Regions from separate parts of the Homo sapiens genome. Here regions 1, 2 and 3 are each linked to region 4. A link is a loop called in an ENCODE intact Hi-C map of the cell type or tissue named here. Cell type or tissue: heart right ventricle. All regions are shown on one strand.

Evidence for each region. Hi-C counts contacts between places; a loop is a spot of excess contacts. Peaks named below come from ENCODE experiments on the same cell type or tissue, not always from the same donor. Only the 100,000 strongest peaks of a DNase experiment are listed, where the experiment ranks them.
Region 1: it touches region 4 in a loop (2.2-fold over the local background); 34 of 110 quality-filtered maps call a loop at or near these places.
Region 2: a loop joins it to region 4, with 6 times the contacts of the local background. A loop is called at or near these places in 97 of 110 quality-filtered maps.
Region 3: a loop joins it to region 4, with 15 times the contacts of the local background. A loop is called at or near these places in 98 of 110 quality-filtered maps.

The regions. Positions count from the first base shown.
Region 1 is chr10:110,607,828-110,612,827 of GRCh38, forward strand. No RefSeq gene overlaps it. Among named protein-coding and RNA genes, the nearest start is that of RBM20, 34 kb to the right of the region's middle. RefSeq lists enhancers at 3,430-4,367, 4,542-4,691. In heart right ventricle, CTCF peaks have their summits at 1,985, 2,646 (motif pointing right) and 2,860; no DNase peak of the experiment used is centred here; H3K27ac peaks cover 962 bases.
Region 2 is chr10:110,880,600-110,885,599 of GRCh38, forward strand. PDCD4 (programmed cell death 4) reads left to right here. Exons shown (of 12, transcript NM_014456.5): 3 at 634-936; 4 at 2,404-2,498; 5 at 4,654-4,767. Among named protein-coding and RNA genes, the nearest start is that of PDCD4, 11 kb to the left of the region's middle. In heart right ventricle, no CTCF peak of the experiment used is centred here; no DNase peak of the experiment used is centred here.
Region 3 is chr10:110,890,820-110,895,819 of GRCh38, forward strand. It overlaps PDCD4 (programmed cell death 4), which reads left to right. Exons shown (of 12, transcript NM_014456.5): 9 at 3,272-3,379; 10 at 3,593-3,703. Among named protein-coding and RNA genes, the nearest start is that of MIR4680, 4.8 kb to the right of the region's middle. In heart right ventricle, a CTCF peak has its summit at 2,940 (motif pointing left); no DNase peak of the experiment used is centred here.
Region 4 is chr10:110,743,549-110,748,548 of GRCh38, forward strand. The region is part of intron 1 of RBM20 (RNA binding motif protein 20); the gene reads left to right. It overlaps LOC124902498 (a long non-coding RNA gene), which reads right to left. Exons shown (of 3, transcript XR_007062286.1): 3 at 2,146-2,221. Among named protein-coding and RNA genes, the nearest start is that of RBM20, 100 kb to the left of the region's middle. In heart right ventricle, CTCF peaks have their summits at 2,979 (motif pointing right) and 3,184; a DNase peak (open chromatin) is centred at 3,009; H3K27ac peaks cover 5,000 bases.

The DNA.
Region 1 (5,000 bases), 140 kb before region 4:
CTTGCCACAGAGGTGCAGAGATTATGTTCTGTCTTAAAGATTTAAGAAATCATTTTCTTAAAAATTCTGCTAGGTATAGTGGTTCATACCTGTAATACCAACATTTTTAGAAGCTGGAGCAGGATGATCATTTGAGCCAGGAGTTTGAGACCAGCCTGTGCAATGTAGTGAGACCCGATTTCTACAAAAAATTTAAAAACTAGCTGGGTTTGGTGGCTACACCTGTAGTCCCAGCTACTTGGGAGGCTGAGGTGGAAGGGGTCACGAGCCTGGGAGGTTGAGGCTACAATGCGCCATGATCATGCCACTGCACTCCAGCCTGGCAACAGAGCAAGACCCTGTCTCAAAAAAAAAAAGTGTTATATTTACGAAATAATATTCATTCTGTATCTTTTTACTTAGGCGTATCTCCTTATCCTGGAACACTGATAATCCAGGTTTGTGTATTTATGCTTAGTCAGCTATCTTAAATGGAGGGAAGTGCAAATGGAACCAGTTGCACATTAATGCAGTTTAAATGGTAACAGCAAAGTGTTAGCCTGCTGTTAAAAGTTAGGAGGATCTTTCCTTCCCTACTTGGTATTTTTTTCTTTTTTTTTTTTTCTCTTTTTTTTTAAAGAGAAGATAGGGCCTTACTCTGTCGTTCGGGCTGGAGTGCAGTGGTTCAATCATAGCTCACTGCAATCTCCAACTCCTGGGCTCAAGGGTTCCTCTCAGGGCACCTTCCCAAGTAGGTAGCTAGAATTACAGGTGTGTGCTAACACACCGGCTGATTTCTGATTTTTTAAGTAGATGGGGGTGGGGTCTCACTTTGCCCAGGCTGGTCTCGAACTCCTGGCCTCAAGTGATCCTTGGCTTCCCAAAGTGTTAGAATTACAGGTGTGAGTCACTGCAGCTGGCCCTTTTTTGTTTTAAAATTATATGTAATTAGGTGGAAATTATCCTCTCCTTTTGTGTGAAGATTGAACAGTGATATCCTTGTTTCCTTAGTTTTATCTTTTGGAAGAAACAATTCTTCTTTTCATCCGGGAAAAGTAAGAACAGAATCTGTTTCAATTGCCTATTGCCTAGAAGTGTTACAGCTTTTATTTTGGTCACATTAAGTAATTCTTGATAAAGTGGTTAACATTTCTAGAAGGAATATTATTTTGGCAAGAGCTCAGATTTCACAAAACGTGTCTTAAAAATGGCTTTCGGCCAGGCGTGTTGGCTCACGCCTGTAATCCCAACACTTCGGGAGGCCAAGGTGGGTGGATCACGAGGTTAGGAGATCCAGAGCATCCTGGCTAACACGGGGAAACCCTGTCTCTACTAAAAATACAAAAAATTAGCCGGGCCTGGTGGCGGGCGCCTGTAGTCCCAGGTACTCGGGAGGCTGAGGCAGGAGAATGGCGTGAACCCGGGAGGCAGAGCTTGCAGTGAGCTGAGATTGTGCCACTGCACTCCAGCCTGGGCGACTGAGCGAGACTCTATCTCAAAAAAATAAAGTGGCTTTCATATCTCCACTTTTTCTAAGTTAGGACTTTGAAGGATATATTTAGATCCAGAGATACAAAATTTTTTAGTTTAATACCTTAATTTTATAGACGAGGAAATCTGAAGCCCAGATTAGGTAAGTGACCCAAATGAATAAATGAGCACACACAGCTTAATAACCCACAGAGCCAGAACCAAGTCCTGGCTTTCCTTCGCAAGCAGGACAGACTCTAATACATTAGCTCTTTTTTTCTCCCAAGTTAACTATGAAAATGGGAGAGAGATAGTACAGTGTTGATTGATCCTCCACATGACACAGAGAAACAGATTTTAAGGGCACAATTCACCATCTCTGGTTTTCTTTGCCTTTTGCCTCCCCACTCCTCCTATTTTCTTTAGACTGCACTTATTTAGGTACACTCTGATCACTTATCTCAGTGTCTTAGGGGGACTGGATTACTCCTGGCTGCCAGTCTTCTGCATGAAAGATGCCAGCGTTGCTCCATAAATCTGCCACCATGTGGCACTCACTCTCCCCTTCCTAGACACAGAGTCTCCTGGGTGTAAGAGCCCTTGTGGCAGCCAGTAATTGCTCAGGGACATGAGGCAGCCTAGCGATTAGGTTTGCAAGAAGCACATGGATTTATTTCCTCTCTCAAGTCCTCACATTGGTTGGTATAACTCTATTATTGGAAAGAGACATTAAGGTTTGAATGTTATCTCATGGATACTTGTGTGTTCAGATCAGTGCCTGGAAAGTTGATTATCAAACATTAAAGTGTACAGTGATCACAAGTCCTGCTTTGGCTTTATAAATATACACCTAAAATTATTCAGTAATTAACAATGATGGCGGTAAAGGCTGGAAACATGGAACTACATATGGGTGGAAAAAACCCACCACCATAGAAAATTGAAGGACACGGGTTTAAGGCAAATCATTTGGGACTAAGTTAACAGAGGCAGTTAAGGTATAATGTACTAAAGGTCCCTGACACTTCTGAGGCAGAGGCCTTTGCTAGGAGAGGTCTTCAAACACAGGAATCTATCGTACCACTTCAGAATTAGAAATGATGGCTGCAAAGGTAGATAAGGCTGAGGCTTTCTTCATCATTGGGCTGCTGCTTTGTCTCCCAGTAATTACTTCACTTTTTTCCCAGAGCCACTAGAGGGGGCCCTTGACACATGCCAACCCCTCCATTTTTTCAGTCTAGTTTTTCAAACTCTAGTTTCTTAGAGTAGAGTTCCAGGAGCAATGAGATGGTCAAGGTGTGACATTCTTGAGATTTCTCTGTTGCAAGAGTTTGAGCTACGTGTTAACTGCAGCTCAGTAATTGGATGCTTTTAGCCAAGGTACCTAGTGCTTGCAACAGGTTGGATTGCTGCTTAGAAAGGTATGCAGCAGCTGTTTAATGGGATCTTGTTAACAAAATTTGCAGTCTGTATTAGGGTTCTCTAGAGGGACGGAATAGGATAGATGTATATATGAAGGGTAGTTTATTAAGGAGTATTGACTCACATGATCACAAGGTGAAGTCCCGCAATAGACTGTCTGCAAGCTGAGGAGCAAGGAAACCAGTCAGAGTCTCAAAACCTCAAAAGTAGGGAAGCCAACAGTGCAGCCTTCAGTCTGTGGCTGAAGACCTGAGAGCCCCCGGCAAACCACTGGTATAAGTCCAAGAGTTCAAAAGCTGAAGAGCTTGGAGTCCAATGTTAGAGGACAGGAGGCATCCAGCACGGGAGAAAGATGAAGACTGGAAGTCTCAGGAAGTCTGCTCTTTCCATCTGCCTGTTTTATTCTAGCTGCACTGGCAGCTGATTAGATGGTGCCCACCCAGATTGAAGGTGGGTCTGCCTCTCCTAATCCACTAACTCAAATGTTAATCTCCTTTGGCAACACCCTCACAAACACACCCAGCAACAATTCTTTGCATTCCTCAATTCAATCAATTTGACAATATCAGCCATCACAGTCCTTTCTTGCAGTAGCCCTACTTGTTTCTCCTCAGAGCAGTTTTTTCCTCTATACTTTCTCAATCTTCATATAAACCCAGAAGAGTTTGTTCTATTATAATTTTCCTCATTTGCTCTGTCTCTAACCTTGCATCCCTTAATTGAAACAGCTTCACCTATGTTGCTTTTCAGTTTATCATTTTTAAGTCATCTCCCCAACAAGACACTCCGAATCAGCGTCTCTTATGTTCTTTCACAGAGTGAAGGGAATACTTGCTTCTTTTCTTGTTAGAAATCTTATTAGAATCCCTGTAGCCTTGCGATTATGTGGCTGTTATGTGAGATTATTATGTGCTTTAGGATTGTTCCAGAAGTCCCATTTCCCTACTGCTTAAGAATAAAGGGTTCATCCCCATGGTGAGCAGGCATGTGGGAGCCCACACACAGCCCTGCCCCTGTACCTCAGCACAGGGGTCACACAGCAGGCTAAATCTCATCCTCTGAGATGCAACATCTGCCTTGACACTGATGGGAATGCTGGCATGACCGTGGAGCATGGCCTTGTGATGGACAGAGCTCATCTCATTTGTGAGATTCTGAGAAACCTCAAAAAAGAGAAACCACTGAAGCTGGTGCCAAACAGGTCTTCTCAGTGATCCTTGCCTTTTAGTTTTTCTTTTTCTTATGCACATGCTTCTAGGCAGGGGGTCTGTTCATCTAACTTCTGCCCTTGGCTAAGTAGATGAAAAAGAGGGGTTCATTGATTTCAAGTAATTTCTTGATCCCTTGGGGCAGAAGGATTACAGTCTTTCAGAGATAGTTTCTTTTTGTATATCAATGTATGCACCTTGTGCATAATAATTACCTACTAGCTACCAGATGTGCGCTTTTATCGTCTCTCTTAAGGGCAGTGACTTTGAAGTGGGTGGTGGTAACCCCAGTTTGCAGAAGAGGAACTAAGTTTCATGAGGGCAAAGTAACTTGTCTAACAATTTCTGTTGGAAAGCAGTGGAACTGAGAGTAGAGTCCTGGCTTATCTTAGTCCACCAACCTCTCTAGTTGCCATTTTAAAATTCAAAATGAAACCAGTGCCAACACTTGTAGACAGACCAGCCACAAGGAAGGGCAAAAAGCACCTTTGAACCAGATGGTTTCAGAGCTGTCTACAAATCTGGGCTGTATTGTTTCCTGCTGTCTCCATCCTCACAGCCTTGGGACGCCATGCCACAAAAGCAGGAGGCTTTGTTTGAACAAGATCCTGGGTGATGGAGGCTCTTTCAGATGGCACCTGAGGAGGAGCCCCTTCTCTTGCGCTGTATGCCCCACGTGCATCTTGGCAGAGTAGTTGCCAGCTGAGTGCCTTTGATTCTGCTATTCTCTAGCAGTTAACTTTCAACTCCTCTCACCTGGCCCAACCCTAGTCTCTACTCCCAGTTTTGAAAAGGAAAAGACTAGTGGAGGATTGGTAGTGGGAGGACTGGGAAAGGTTGCACGCCGAGCACTACACTACCACTGCCCTGTGCCTGTTCCTGACCCTGCCGCTTAGCACTCTGCTTTCTCGCAGGAGCCTG
Region 2 (5,000 bases), 140 kb after region 4:
CATATGCGATTATTTGCTAAATGCCTTTCATTCTCTTTTGGATTACTAATAGTTCTTAAGTGTTTATACCTAGTTATGGGACGTTTGGCAAATCATTTAAACATTCTCAGCCTTAGTTTCCTTATCTGTCTTCAATGTTATAATAATTAACTGCCAAACTTGTGCATAAATAAATGATAGAGTGTCTAGCACAGTGCCTAATAGTAGGCATTCTATAAATATTAGTTTATCTCTCTTCTCAAGATGCTTTGTCTTTTCTTAATATCTCCAATTAGCTCATAAAAGTCTAAGGGTTTTATATTTGGTGTTGCTGTTAGCATAGATTTTATGATCTAAACGTGAAATAACATGCTTCTTTTGGTAAAAACAAACAAATTTGGTTTGTTTTTGGTAAGAAACAAACATGCTTTGTTAAAATTCAGTGCCTTGGTTTACTTTCCTTGATAATGTGAAAAGTAATCTTATTTAGTTGTTTATTAGATTGAAGTAGATGAAATTCCCAATATGTGACTGTAATTTACCTACAAAAATGGTAATGTCATGTGATTCAACCTAATCTAACTTACCACTATATCTATAAAACAGTAGATACTTAAAATACTTAGAATTTTTTTCTTCATTTTTCTCTTTAAGATCCTGATAACTTAAGTGACTCTCTCTTTTCCGGTGATGAAGAAAATGCTGGGACTGAGGAAATAAAGAATGAAATAAATGGAAATTGGATTTCAGCATCCTCCATTAACGAAGCTAGAATTAATGCCAAGGCAAAAAGGCGACTAAGGAAAAACTCATCCCGGGACTCTGGCAGAGGCGATTCGGTCAGCGACAGTGGGAGTGACGCCCTTAGAAGTGGATTAACTGTGCCAACCAGTCCAAAGGGAAGGTTGCTGGATAGGCGATCCAGATCTGGGAAAGGAAGGGGACTACCAAAGAAAGGTTGGTATATATCATGTCCAACAAATGGAAGATAAACAAGTGGAAAAAAATTGTCTGGTTCTTGTACTACACTTTCCTTGTTCTAGGAATGAGAGAGATTCAAAAAGTGAAAATGTAAGGCTTTACAGTTTGTATATATTTTTACTTAGTAATAATGTGAGAACCATCTCACTTTTTCTTTAGGTTGATGTTTTTTCTTGTTTGAGTAGATTTAATTTTCTTGAGCAGAATGTTAACGATTTATTTCCAGCAAAATATACACTGATGTTTTTCACTGTTACGAGTTTTACGTATATTCTCTAAGTTTGAAAGGAGTCAGAAATCCATCATACTTATTTAATATAATTATGTCCATTACTACTACTAATAAATATACATTTGATTGATAACGTCTAGATCTGAATTTTAATGTTTTCCTAGATCTCACGGTGAGTTCTCTTTAGCTCTTTATTTTGGGTTCTGTAGTAGATTGGTCTGTTTCACTGCTGTTTCTCTAGTACCCGAAATAGTGACTAGTACACTGTAGGCAAATATTTGTTGAATAAGAGTTTTCTGACGATTTCATCACCTTCTGAATGGTGGGAACTTCAATTTATAGCCTAGGTTTCTTGTAAAATGTTTTTGTGATCTGTCAAAAATTAGTTTTGTTAAATGCCTCTGCAATCATGTTTTATATCAAAATGAAACCTGGTTGTCAGATTCTGTTTTGGTCTGATGGCAAGGATATACTTGGTACAAAATAAAAACCTCCAAAAACAGAAATGTTGGTGACATTGTAAAGGTTCTTTAAAAAATAGTGTAGTACATTAGTCCTTAAAACATTTCAGTAAGTTGATGTAGAAAAGCAACTTTGAAAATTGGAATTGTTAAGCTTCTTTTGGTTGTTTTGTATTTAGAAAACAGAATTTTCAGGGCTGTTAATGCTTAAAAGCAGTTAGAATTCTTTTCTATATTTATAACATATTGCTAGTTGTATGGTTTAATGTGTACTTTAATATTTAAAGAGTACTGTATTTGACCTTAAAATATTTGATGGTGGTTACTGTCCTTTTTTGTTAAATAATTTTTCCCTTGTTGAGTTTTCTATGCTAAGCTTTACCGGCCCAGAATGTTTCTTTTTGTCTTAGTCTCAAAGAAATGTCGAATAAAATTTAGAGCTCAGCTGCAATATCATCTCCTTTGAGGTCCTCAATATAGCTATTTTTTTATCTTTATTTGTTTTTGCTTTTATTTTAAAGCATCTGCTTTTTTAGTTTTTAACTTCATAAGCTATTTTAACTTAATGTTTTTGGAAATATTGAAAGAGTGGTCTGAACAAAAACCAGTAGGGGAAGAAAACTGGAAAAAAACTAACACGTTAAATACAATTTTTTTTTAGCTGTTGTTTAACATCGGAACATTTTATTTTAGATTTCAACAAATTGATGAATTTTGTGTTTTTTCTTTCTCAATGCTAAACTTTTTCAGGTGGTGCAGGAGGCAAAGGTGTCTGGGGTACACCTGGACAGGTGTATGATGTGGAGGAGGTGGATGTGAAAGATCCTAACTATGATGATGACCAGGTATCAGTGCTTTGCTTTTTCATAATATTTAAAATGTTTATGAACTTTTTTGACTTCATGTTTGTAGTTTACTCATACATGTGTCAAATCATATGTATAAATGTTTTGGATTAGGAAACCAAGTAAACTGACAGTAATACATGCATAACTTTCACTTGGTTTCTGTAGTGAGTCAAAAATAGCTCTTTAGAAATTCACTTAGGATTATTAAGTTGTCCATTTTTCAGTAAATTCTGTTAATATAGTTTGTTTCTATAGTAATGATAATTGAGAATATCTTCTTTTGAATATTATGAGTTACAGATATTAGATTCCTTTTAAATATTACTGTTTAGAATGGTAACTATATAATACATTTTGTTTTGGGGACATGCGCATCTTTCTTTTAGGGATAATGCTGAAAATGTAAATTTTTAATAGATTGTGAAGTGAATTTTTTATTTTTTTTAATGGAAAAAATTTAAAGTAGAATAGTATAATCTGCTTGTACTCCTCTCTTAGCTTTACAAACTTAAATAATTACAAACTCATAGGCAGTCTTGTTTAATTCCATTTACTCTCCGTCTTCTATTGGCCCCTTTGCCCCACCCTGTTTTGGATTATTTTGAAGCAAATCCCAAATGTTTTGATTATGTTTTTTGAAAATTTGTCTTTGCACAAGGTGAGACACGGTGATGGAAATTTTAGACAGGAAAACGTTAAGAGTATGTGTTAGGTTGTTTTTATTGTGTGTTGTATGTATGTATTTAAGTGTTTTAACTAATAGATATGGAAATATTTCTAAGAGAACATGAAAAATATGAAACTAGTAGGATTCAAGTACTGTAGAATCTTTGCTAAAAATGTATTAATCTTTCAAGTATATGTTTTTAGGCTGAAGCCAGTCACAAGTTGTAAATATAGCAGTCCCCTCTTATCCGTGGTTTCACTTTCCGCAGTTTCAGTTACCCATGGTCCAATGTGGTTTGAAAATATTGAGTGGAAACTTTCAGAAGTAATTCATAAGTTTTAAATTGCATGCCATTCTGAGTAGTGTGATGAGATCTCCTGCTGTCCAGCTTCATCCACCTCATCCTGCCCAGGATGTGAGCCATTCCGTTGTCCAGCGTGTATCCGCAATGTATACACTACTCGTGCATTCGTCACATGGTAGCTGTCTAGGTTATCGGATTGAGAAAACAGTATTTATTGGGTTCGGTACTATCTGTGGTTTAAGGCATCCTCGGACGGGGCTTGGAACATACCCCTTGTAGATAAGGGGGCACTACATTTCAGAGCTTTTTTAGCATGGGGAGAGAGGAATGGTTTGATGATGGATGTTAATTTTCTTTTTGAAATTTCAATTGAACAGTGCTTTTTTCCTTAGAGATTTTTTTTCTGTCACTACAACATTGATCTTTGTGTTATACTTTTTATTATAATAATGCTAATCGTGAAGGCTTTGGTTCCTGCTTCATTTTTTTTTAAAGTGAAATTTTAATTAAAACACCATTTATGATAGGAAGCCATCATGAAACTTTTTGATTACTAAAAGATTGGTTTTGAGAGAGACATAAAAATTTTGAGAGAAAAAATTAACAGAAGACATGGGGGTTGGGAGCAAATTATGTATTTGCTGTGGTTAATGATTCTAATCTATATATTGGCTTATTGTATTCTGATTTTGTAAAAGAGCAGTGACATATAAATTCTACTATTTTTATTATGATTTATTATTATTATTTTTTAGCTTTGTTGTCCAGGCTGGAGTGCAGTGATGAATTATAGCTCACTGCAGCCTCGAACTCTTGGGCTTAAGAGATCCTTCTGCCTCAGCTTCCTGAGTAGCTAGGACTACAGGGGCAAGCTACCATGTCTGGCTAATTTTTAAAACTTTTTTGTAGAGACAGGGTCTTGCTATGTTTCCCAGGCTAGTATTGAACTCCAGGCCTCAAGTGAACCTCCCGCCTTTGCCTCCCAAAGTGTTGGGATTATAGGTATGAGTCTCCTTGCCTGGCCTAGATTCTATTTTTATATGCGATCAATGTATGTAGCATGTCTTTGTCTTGTGCTAAGTGGGGATTATTAACCACTTAGAATATAAAATTGTACAACAATTTCACTTGTTTATTTGCATTTTGTTTTTTATAACTCTTACTCCCTTTTCCCCTCAAAGGAGAACTGTGTTTATGAAACTGTAGTTTTGCCTTTGGATGAAAGGGCATTTGAGAAGACTTTAACACCAATCATACAGGAATATTTTGAGCATGGAGATACTAATGAAGTTGCGGTAGGTTTAAAGTTGCAAGTATAATTTATTTAATATAGGAGAGAAGACATCTTTTATAAGCAAAATACATCTACAATGATCTTGGGTCACTGAATAAATTTAATCATTTTCTTTTGCATAAGTGAATTTCTAAGAAATGGAATAAAATCTCATTACATTAAAACAGTTATATATTTGGGATGTGATGAGAGCTGTGTGCCATTTTGTTCTCTGAAAAATGACACAATATTTTT
Region 3 (5,000 bases), 150 kb after region 4:
CTTTATAACCTTTTATTATAAATTATATGATTAAAAAATGAGTCTGTTAAAATGGCTTTCATGAATAATTATAAGCAAGCCATCTATGAACTTCAAAGGAATGCCTGAAATCTTTTTCTTATAGTATTATTTAATAATTTTCAAATGCTGTTGAAATGAGATTTTCTGTGTTTTAGCTATTCAATAAATACGCTTTTATATGAGCAATTTAAAACTAGATAGTCTTAAATAATGAGTTATGAATTATGAGCACTAGAGCAGATCAGAGTGTTAGATTTTTGTGAGGACATTCACTACCCATATGCATGTTTTAAAAGAAAATTGATTGTAATCCCAGCACTTTGAGAGGCTGAGGCGGGTGGATTGCTTGAGGCCAGGAGTTTGAGACCAGCCTGGTCAACATGGTGAAACCCCGTTTCTACTAAAAATACATAATAATTAGCCAGGCATGGTGGTGCGCACCTGTAATCCCAGCTACTCGGGAGGCTGAGGCACCAGTATTGCTTGAACCCAGGAGGAGGAGGTTGCAGTGAGCTGAGATCACACCACTGCACTCCAGCATGGGTGACAGAGCAAGACTCTGTCTCAAAAAAAAAAAAAAAAAAAAGCGATTTATTGCATTAAAATGCCAGATTTATTCCCTATGGATTTTTTTTTTTTCTGGCTGCAATGTGGTGTCCTATAACAAGAAACCAAAAAACAGAAAAAACTCCTTATCTGCAGATCTCTTTAAGAAAAGGCATGCAACTAGAAGATTTGTAGTTCATGTGCTTCTGATTTTTGAGTATAATCTTTTCATGTAACTACAATTTTGATTTTTAGTAAGTCTTTTAATGAGGTGTGTGTGTGTGTTTGTGTATGTGTATCTAGCTTAAGTGTTAAGGAGTTCAAATTGTAGTTAGAGCCTTGACTGTTTTTGCTTTTATATATGTTAAAATAGATGAGTCAGTGTTTGTAATGTCGTGATTGCAGTATCTGTTTTTTAAAAATTAAACAATTATTAGAAAAATTGAGGTATAAAAATAGTCAAGATGCCAGGGCAATTAGGCAGGAAAGATAAAAGGCATCCAGATTGGAAAGGAGGAGATAAAACTAGTTGTATTCCCAGATAACATGATCTGTATACAGAAAATTTGAATGAATCCACATTTTTTAACTCCCCAAAACTGAAACCAAACTATTAACTAAAAAATGAGTTCAGAAAGGTTGCAAGATAAAAGATCAGTACACAAAATTCAATTCTCTATACAGTAGAAATGAATGATCTGAAATGCAATTATTGCATTTGTGATAGCATCAAAAATAAAATACTTAGGAATAAATTTAACAAGACAAATGCAAGTCTTGTACACTGAAAACTGCAAAACAGGTTGAAAGAAATTAAGGAAGACCTAAATAAATAGAATGATATCCCATGGTTATGGATGAGGATACTTAATATTGTTAAGATGGTAATACTCTCCAAAATTAATATTTTTGGAAACTGGACAAGCTGTTTTATGGTGTGTGAATTCTCTCTCAATAAAGAAAATTGACAAGATAAAAATGGAAATAAAACTGCCAGTATATGAGTTTGAGGTTGACATTATTTGGATATTTGCTTACATGGAAGGGTTGGATCAAAGAAGACTTTTAGAAATGTATAAATGTATTTGTAATTTATCATTCTCAGAAGTGCATGGAATTTGATGGGGGATATTTTTAATACTTCTAAAGTTATGTAACAAATGTTAAAAGTAAGTAATATAATTTGAATAACAAGTACAGTCACGTGCCACATTATGATGTTTTGGTCAGTGATGGACTGTGTGGGATGGTGGTGGTCCCATAAGGTTATAACGGAGCTGAAAAATTCCTATCGTTGAGTGATATGGAGGCAGTTGTAATGTTGTAGCACAGTTACTTTATTTTTTCATAAATTTAATGTAGCCTAAGTATACAGTGTTTATAAAGTGCATAGCCAGTGTATGGGTAATGTCTTAGGCCTTTACATTCACTAACCACTCACTCATTGAATCACCCAGAGTAACTTCCATCCTGAAAGCTCTATTCATATTGAGTGCTCTATACAGGTGTATCATTTTAAAAATCATTTACACTGTTTTTTATTGTACCTTTTCTATGTTTAGATACACAAATACCATTGTGTTCCAATTGCCTATATTATTCAATATAGTGACCTGCTGTACAGATTTGTAGCCTAGGAGCAATAGGCTATACCATATAGCACTGGTGTGTAGTAGGCTATACCATCTAGGTTTTTGTGAGTATACTCTATGATGTTTGCACCATGACAGAGTCATCTAACACACTTTTCAGAATGTATCCCTGTTAAACGATGCATGACTATGCATTAGTTTGTAATTGTAAAAATACTCAAATGCTATGCTTTAAATATTTACTTACATGTAAATATTTAAATACATATTTACTTACATGTAAATATTATATCCTAAAGCATGACAGCAATTAAATTTTACTTTACCTTTTATGAAAATATCTTATAGAAGTTGGAAGGATACTTAAATATGATTTTTTAAATTCAGTCAGCCAACATTCAACATTCAGGCAACTAGATATGTGCCCACCAAATACAAAGGGGATTTTAACAAATAACATATAGGGAAAAATATTCCTAGTTGAAACTCTTGTGCTGAAAAAGTTCTCCCACTTTTTTGAGATGTTCAAGTTTGAGCGGGAAAATCAAGACTTGTCTCTTTAGCTACAGCTGGAAACTGAATTATTGAACATTTTAGATAATGAGTTTCAAATTCTCAGTTGTAGAGAAAAGAGAAACTATGTGGAAATCTTTGCCCTCTCTAGTAATGCCCCATTATCATCTCTCATTTTTTGGCTCTCAGTGCACTATTAAGAGCGTCTTGATAGAAGTGAAATATTTTGTGCCACTTTATGTTGAAACTTTGTTAGTGCCCTCTAGTGGTATTTAAAATCCCTTATTTTTAGTGGCACACTAGAGCATTATGGTCACAACCCAGGACGCATGCATTATAAACCTATTCGTAGTTCTCAGTGATTCAGACACACTGAAGCATTGCATTTGAATCATAATTATGAACCATTTAAAAATTGGGGATTTATTTTTTAATTATGAAAAATTCTGTTGTAATAGTACCACATCCAATGTATATGTTATTAGCTGTTTGTTACCCACTATTTCATTATATTGGAATGAGGGCAAATAATCCTGTAGGCAAGCACGATATTTTAAAAGTTAGGAATTCTGACACATCTCAACTTTTAAATCTAATAGATTGATATGCTGCTGAAAGAATATTTACTCTCTGGAGACATATCTGAAGCTGAACATTGCCTTAAGGAACTGGAAGTACCTCATTTTCACCATGAGCTTGTATATGAAGTAAGATTACCTTGCCATGTCAAAGATAATTATTAAGTGTTCCTTTTTGTACTGTAGCGACTTATGCTTTTTAAATAATGTACATCCTTTTTTTAATATCAAAGGAGGAAGTGGTTATTAAATTTCTACGATTACAGAAGGCATCTAGGTGCATTTTAGGAGCAGTTTCATATATGAATTAACCAAAAATTCACTCATTGATTCAATTTTTAGGCTATTATAATGGTTTTAGAGTCAACTGGAGAAAGTACATTTAAGATGATTTTGGATTTATTAAAGTCCCTTTGGAAGTCTTCTACCATTACTGTAGACCAAATGAAAAGAGTAAGTATAACATTGTTTTTGAACAACTTGTAGGATTATGTCTTAAATATATGATTGAATACAGATTATGAATTGTCAGTGAAATTTTCTTTAGGTATGTTTAGTGTTAATATGCCTATATGTTTTGTTTTTTCTTAATGGTAATGTTTGAGGTTTGAACCTTTTGCAACCATTTTTTGGAAAGTAACACTGCAGTGTTTTTTTTTTTTTTTTTACCTACTTTAACAAATGTAATTATGTATTCTACCTCAAGGGTTCGGTTTCTAAGATGTGACAATTTCTATTTTATATCTAGAGAGAAACATGAACCTTTAACTTTTAACAAATTATAAAGTACTTTTTTCCTATTAAAAATTTTATGATTATTGTTTTAAATGTTTGTGAGGTTTTTGTTTGCCTTGTATTTTTTTAAAAAGGTAGTAAGTGTAAATAGAGAAGTAGATGGGAAAGGAGTTTGCCCAATGTCTGATGTCTGCTTACAGCTCTTTTAAGAGAACAGTATTTAAAAAAAATTTTTTAGCTATGTAACCAGTTTTACTTATTTTTTTATTTATATTTTTAATTTTAGATATCAGAGGGGTATATGTACAGGTTTGTTAGATGGGTGTTTTGTGTGATGCTGAGGTTTGGGCTTCTAATTAATGATCCTGTCCCTCAGGTAGTAAATATAGTACCTGATAGGTAATTTTTCAACTCTTGTCCTCTTTCCTACCTCCCCACTTTTGAAATTCCCAATGTTTATTGTTCCCATCTTCATGTCTGTGTGTACCCAATGTTTAGCTCTCACTTACAAGTGAGACCATGCATTATTTGGTTTTATGTTTGTGATAATTTTCTTAGGATAATGGCCTCCAGCTGCATCCACGTTGCTGCAAAGGACATGATTTTGTTCTTTTTTATGGCTATGTAGCATTCCATGGGCGTATATGTACCACATTTTCTTTGTCTAATCCACCATTGATGGGCACTTGGATTGATGCCATGTCTTTGCTGTTGTGAATAGTACCCGATAAATATACAAATGCAGGTGTCATTTTGGTAGAATGATTTATTTTCCTTTGGGTATACACCCAGTAATGGGATTGTCGGGTTGAACGGTAATTCTATGTTGAGTTCTTTGAGAAATCTCCGAACCACTTTCTACAGGGGCTGAACTAATTTGCATTCCCACCAACAGCGTATAAACCTTCCCTTTTCTCCTCAACCTTGCCAATGTCTGTTATTTCCTGACTCTAATAAAAGAGAACAGTTGTAAAACACTGTAACAAATCTACTTTCTGTGCTTCTCACGATTCAA
Region 4 (5,000 bases):
CACACACACACAACATACACAGAGGCACACACATGCATGCATGCATGCAATACCCACATTGTTCTTTTATATTATTATTATTTTTTGAGGTGGCATCTTGCTCTGTTGCCCAGGCTGGAGTGCAGTGGCACAAACTCAGCTCACTGCAACCTCTGCCTCCCAGTTCAAGCGATTCTCATGCCTCAGTCTCCTGAGTAGCTGGGACCACAGATGCGCACCATCACACCCGGCTAATTTTTGTATTTTTAGTAGAGATGGGGTTTCACCATGTTAGCCAGGCTGGTCTTGAACTGCTGACCTCAGGTGATCCGACTACCTCAGCTTCCCAGAGTGCTGGGATTACAGGTGTGAGCCACGGTGCCCAGCTGTCCTTTTATTTTTATTTGGTGTTCCTTGTTGGAAGAGATCAGCTTCTCTTCACTAGAGAAATTTTTCAGTGATCCTGGTGGGGGCTCCAGTCCCCTTTTCTTTAGGAAGAAATAGAGTAGAATGATTGGGAGTACAGTGACAGGGTGGTGTCACATTTCCTGAGTTTGAGCCTCAGCTCTTCCACTTGCTGGCTGTGTGGCACTGGGCAAACTCCTTCACCTCTCAGTGCCTCAGATACCTCTCTATACAGAGGAAATGCAAGCGGAAGTATAAGGAAGATCACACGAAATAGCGCCTGTCAATCACTGTCAAGCACAGTGCCTGGCACACAGTAGGTTTGCAGGATGCCTGTGGTTTCTGTCACCCTGATGTGACTCTCCTGGGGCCCTTGAAGGTAGCATTCCAGGCCCTCAGAATCTCCAGGGGAGTGACTGGGAGCTGTAGTTTCACCAGCACCGGGCTGATGCTTGTGGCTGGGAAACGCCACTACCAAGGTGATGAAAGGTGAAGGTGGGTTGATATATAAAATAAAAGAACTTGGAGGAAAGTTAATACCTTTGAACATTGGTTCCCAAAGTGTGGTCCTGCACCAGCAGCAATATCCACCTAGCAACTTGATGGAAACGCAGATTCTCAAACCTTCCTCCAGACTTACTGAACGGAAACTCTGGGGGTGGATGCTAGTGATATTGTGTTTGAACAAGCCCTCCAGGTGTGTCTGAGGCCTGCTGAAGTTTGCAAACCATACTTTAGAATGTGAAAGAGCCAGTCCCTATTTCATTTCAAATGAGTTTAGATGTATATTTAGCTACTGAAATAAGAAATCTAAAGATATGTACACTTGTACCAAGAAGACAAGGAAAGAAATCTGCTGATATGAAGACTCAGTTATATTTCGAACAAAGGCAATGAATCCATCTTGGTCCTTTGCTTGGCTCATGGTGAAACATAGCGGCCACCATGTGGGTCAAGAGGCTTGTGTTCAGGACAGCTGAAGGGATGGCCTTGACCTTACTGTCCTCCCAGCACCAAAAGGAGCCAAGAGCGAGAGGTTACTTCTGCCTCTCCGGAACTCCAGCACTTCCTCCCTGGGGGTGCTGGCATCTTTCTTATGCACTGTCACTCTCCTCGTGGTTACTGTTGTTTGGGTCAATGTTGTAAGCAGTTGCTTGAATACAAACCCTCTGCTTTTTCATCCCTGTTTCTCCTGGGCAAACCCAAATGTGACTGCAAAACATCTCCAAATAGAGTCCAGTTCTTCTAAGTGTCAAGGCTTGGCCCAGCCACTGCCTCTGCTGTAAAGACTTTCTAGCCTGAATACCACCATGGCAAGTCATAAGCCTTGTTCTTCCCCTCCTGTGCTCCACATCCCAGGGATTTGATCCCTGCAGGCTGCATTTCCAGGCGCCTGCTGGGTTTGAACAGTGCAAGCCTCTGGGGTGAGACTGCAGGGTGGTCGGAGAGGGATGCCAGGGTGGTTCTCCCCCTCCTCTGTGGCTGGCTGTCTGACAGTGGCTGGGGATCTTCCAGGGCTCTATTGCTACTCCTGTCCCCACTAGCTTTTGTGTACCTTCTTGTCTGTTTGATAAATTCTCTGGATTAAATTCTCCAAGGGATTTGGAGTGGTTTCTCTTTTCTTTATTGGGTCCTGACTAACTTAGCCCCTTGTCTTGCTTCCACTGGGAGTGGTCACTCAGCATTTGCATACGTATCTTCTCCAATAGCCATGAGCTTCTCAGGAGTAGCCGTCATATCCAATTCAATGTCACATCCTTAGTGCCTACTCCAGGAGCTGTCACTTTCAACATGCTTGGTGTTTGATGAATGAATGCGTGATAACATGTGAGGAGGGCTGAAAATGCAAAGGAAAATCAAAGTATGCCGTATATTCAAAATGCATGCAACAAGCAAGGTTTACCATATGGAAATAGCGATGTATGCCCTGCCTAGTAATCTAGTTTAAAATAGTAATAATAAACCTTAAGCTTGTCCACAGTACAGATTTTTTAAACAATAATTTGAGAATGTTCAAATCTGTTCCATTATAAGCCACCCCAGAACTTAATGATTTAGAACCCTTTATTATTTCTCATGATTCTGTGGGTTATGACTTGAGTTGCCTTCAGCTGTTCTTGCCTGGGCTCGCTCATCACCACGTTTGGTAGCGATTCGGCTGGAATTCATATGCGTGGGACCTCAGGAGAAATGGAGATTCTCTCTCCACTAGAATCTCATGCTGAAGGAGGCTGGTGCGGGCTTGTTCACAAAGTGGCAGTCTTCCAAGAGGGTGAGGGGCAAACTCTGAGGCCAATTGAGGTAGAGGCTTGGAAGTTACACAGCATCTCTTCCTGTGCATTCTGCTTCAAAGCAAGTCAAGAGCCCAGCCCAGATTCAAAGGATAGGGAAATAGACTCATGTCTTAATGGGAGGGGCTTCCAGGAATTTGTGGCCATATTTAATCCACTGTAGAGTGGTTATTCTCATTACGAAACATTCTTTATTACAACATTTAGTATGGCTGTACCTTAAGTAGAGCCTCCTGGAATAGATTTAAAAGGTTGCTCAACTGGTAAGACCCACAAATGGAGAGCTGCCACTGCTTTCCTTAGTTCTTTGTCTGACCACCAGATGGTGGCATTGCTCAGTCGACCCCGAGTATTTCAAGGCCGGCACCAAATTCCACCTGGAGATGCCCTTCAAGCTGTGGGAATTCTATGATTTTGCACAGCTGGATTGGGAGCAGGCAGTGCTACCTATGGAGAGGGTCTGGGATTAGGGTTGCAATGGGCATTGGATGCCTCTTTCTCCCTGACTCTTCTAGAACTGTTGTGGGAAATTTCTTCACCTCCCCAAATGGGGGACTGGAGTAAGATGCTGCAAATATCATCCCATCACAATGGACTCAATCATGAAGAAAAATATCGTTTGTAATAAAAAAATTGTTTGCATACTCATGAATTGTCTATCGAAATTACATTGTATTGATTTCATCCTAGTGATGTAAATAATTCTATACCACTTCTTTTTCTTTTTTCTACCCTCTGCACCATTATAGTTGTTTGTATAACAGTGTCTGCAAAAACTGATAACATTTGATTAAGGCCTGCAGTCTAGTCCATTGTATTGTGCCAGTGTCAATTTCCTGGTTTTGATCATGTAATATAGTGATATAAGATGTTATCATTGGGGAAGATAGGAGATAAGGACATAGACCTTTCTGTACTATTTTTGCAACTTCTTGCAAGTCTATAAGTATTTCAGAATAGAAAGTTAAAAAAATACCCTCACTAAAAATAACCTCCACCTGCTTGTGTATTACTGGTATTTGCATCATCATTTGGGAGAAAAGTTGAGCATTGATTTTAAAAACTCTTTTTTTGGGGGGGGGGGTCATTCTGGCAGGGTAGCACTGGCTTCTCAACCCCCTTCAGATCCACTGGCCACTTCCACAGATCCTGCCCAGGCTCAAAGCACCTGCTAGACTAGGTGATCAGTGGTGCAGAGACCTGGAGCCAAGGATGGGGAGAGACAGTCATTGCCACCTCCTTTCTTCCCTTTCTGGACTCAGAGATCCTCTGTCCCAAGTTTCTCCCTTATAGTCAGGGCTCTGCCCTTTACTACTCACTTTCTTGTTTGTTGTCTTAATCGTGGGTTACAATGCTTCTCTAAGACTAACAGGAAGACACTTTTATTTCCATTTTGTGAATAAGAAAACTAACACCCAGGGTTTGAGGTACTTGGCTGGGACCAAAAGTAAGTGATGCATCCAAGGCTAGAAGGTAGATTAAATGACTTTTTAATCTGGGTTTTCCTTGCTAATTTCTAAATACACTAAAAAGAGAAAACTTTTTAGAAAGTTTTCTTTCTGAAAGAGAAAGCCTTTTAGAAAGTTTTCTTTCTGAAAGAGAAAACTTTTTAGAAAGTTTTCTTTCTGCAAGAGAAAGCCTTTTAGAAAGTTTTCTTTCTGAAAGAGAAAACTTTTTAGAAAGTTTTCTTTCTGAAAGAGAAAACTTTTTCAAGTGAAGTAAAACTTCTTTGAAATATTACGTGTTTAAACTCCTAGGCTGTAATTTCATATGCTTTTATTTACTGTCTTGTTCTATTAAAATGCAACCTATAGCACCTTTTAATGTTCACACAGTGTTTGAAGTAGAGAAATGAAACTTTTATGAGTAAGTGGAGAAAGTAGTGTTAACTTTTTTTTTCATTAATGAGAAAACAATAGGCAGCAATGGGTTTAGGAGTTCTATGGCGAAAAGGCATTTCCTGAGATTGAATCAGTGGCAAAAGGAGAGCCTGTTATGTTTTGCTAACCAAAAGAATGTGGGAACATTTTAGCTAAAATGCAAGTTAAAACTGTGAAACATATAAATAAGCATTTGGTATGCTTTTCAGTTTCCACAACAGTAGTCAAGCCAGTGAGCCCTGTGGGGAGGGCTCATGGGCCCTGGACTCAAAGAGCTCAGAGTATGTCTACCTGGGGAACTAAACCAGTGTGCATGAAATGACCAGAGAGTGATATGGGGCAGATAGGGTTTCATGCCAGGGTGTGTACCATGGTTGTGTCTGGAAACAAGGGCTACCGAGGCCTGGATCACTCAGAGGAGGCATCAGGGAGAATGTACTGGACT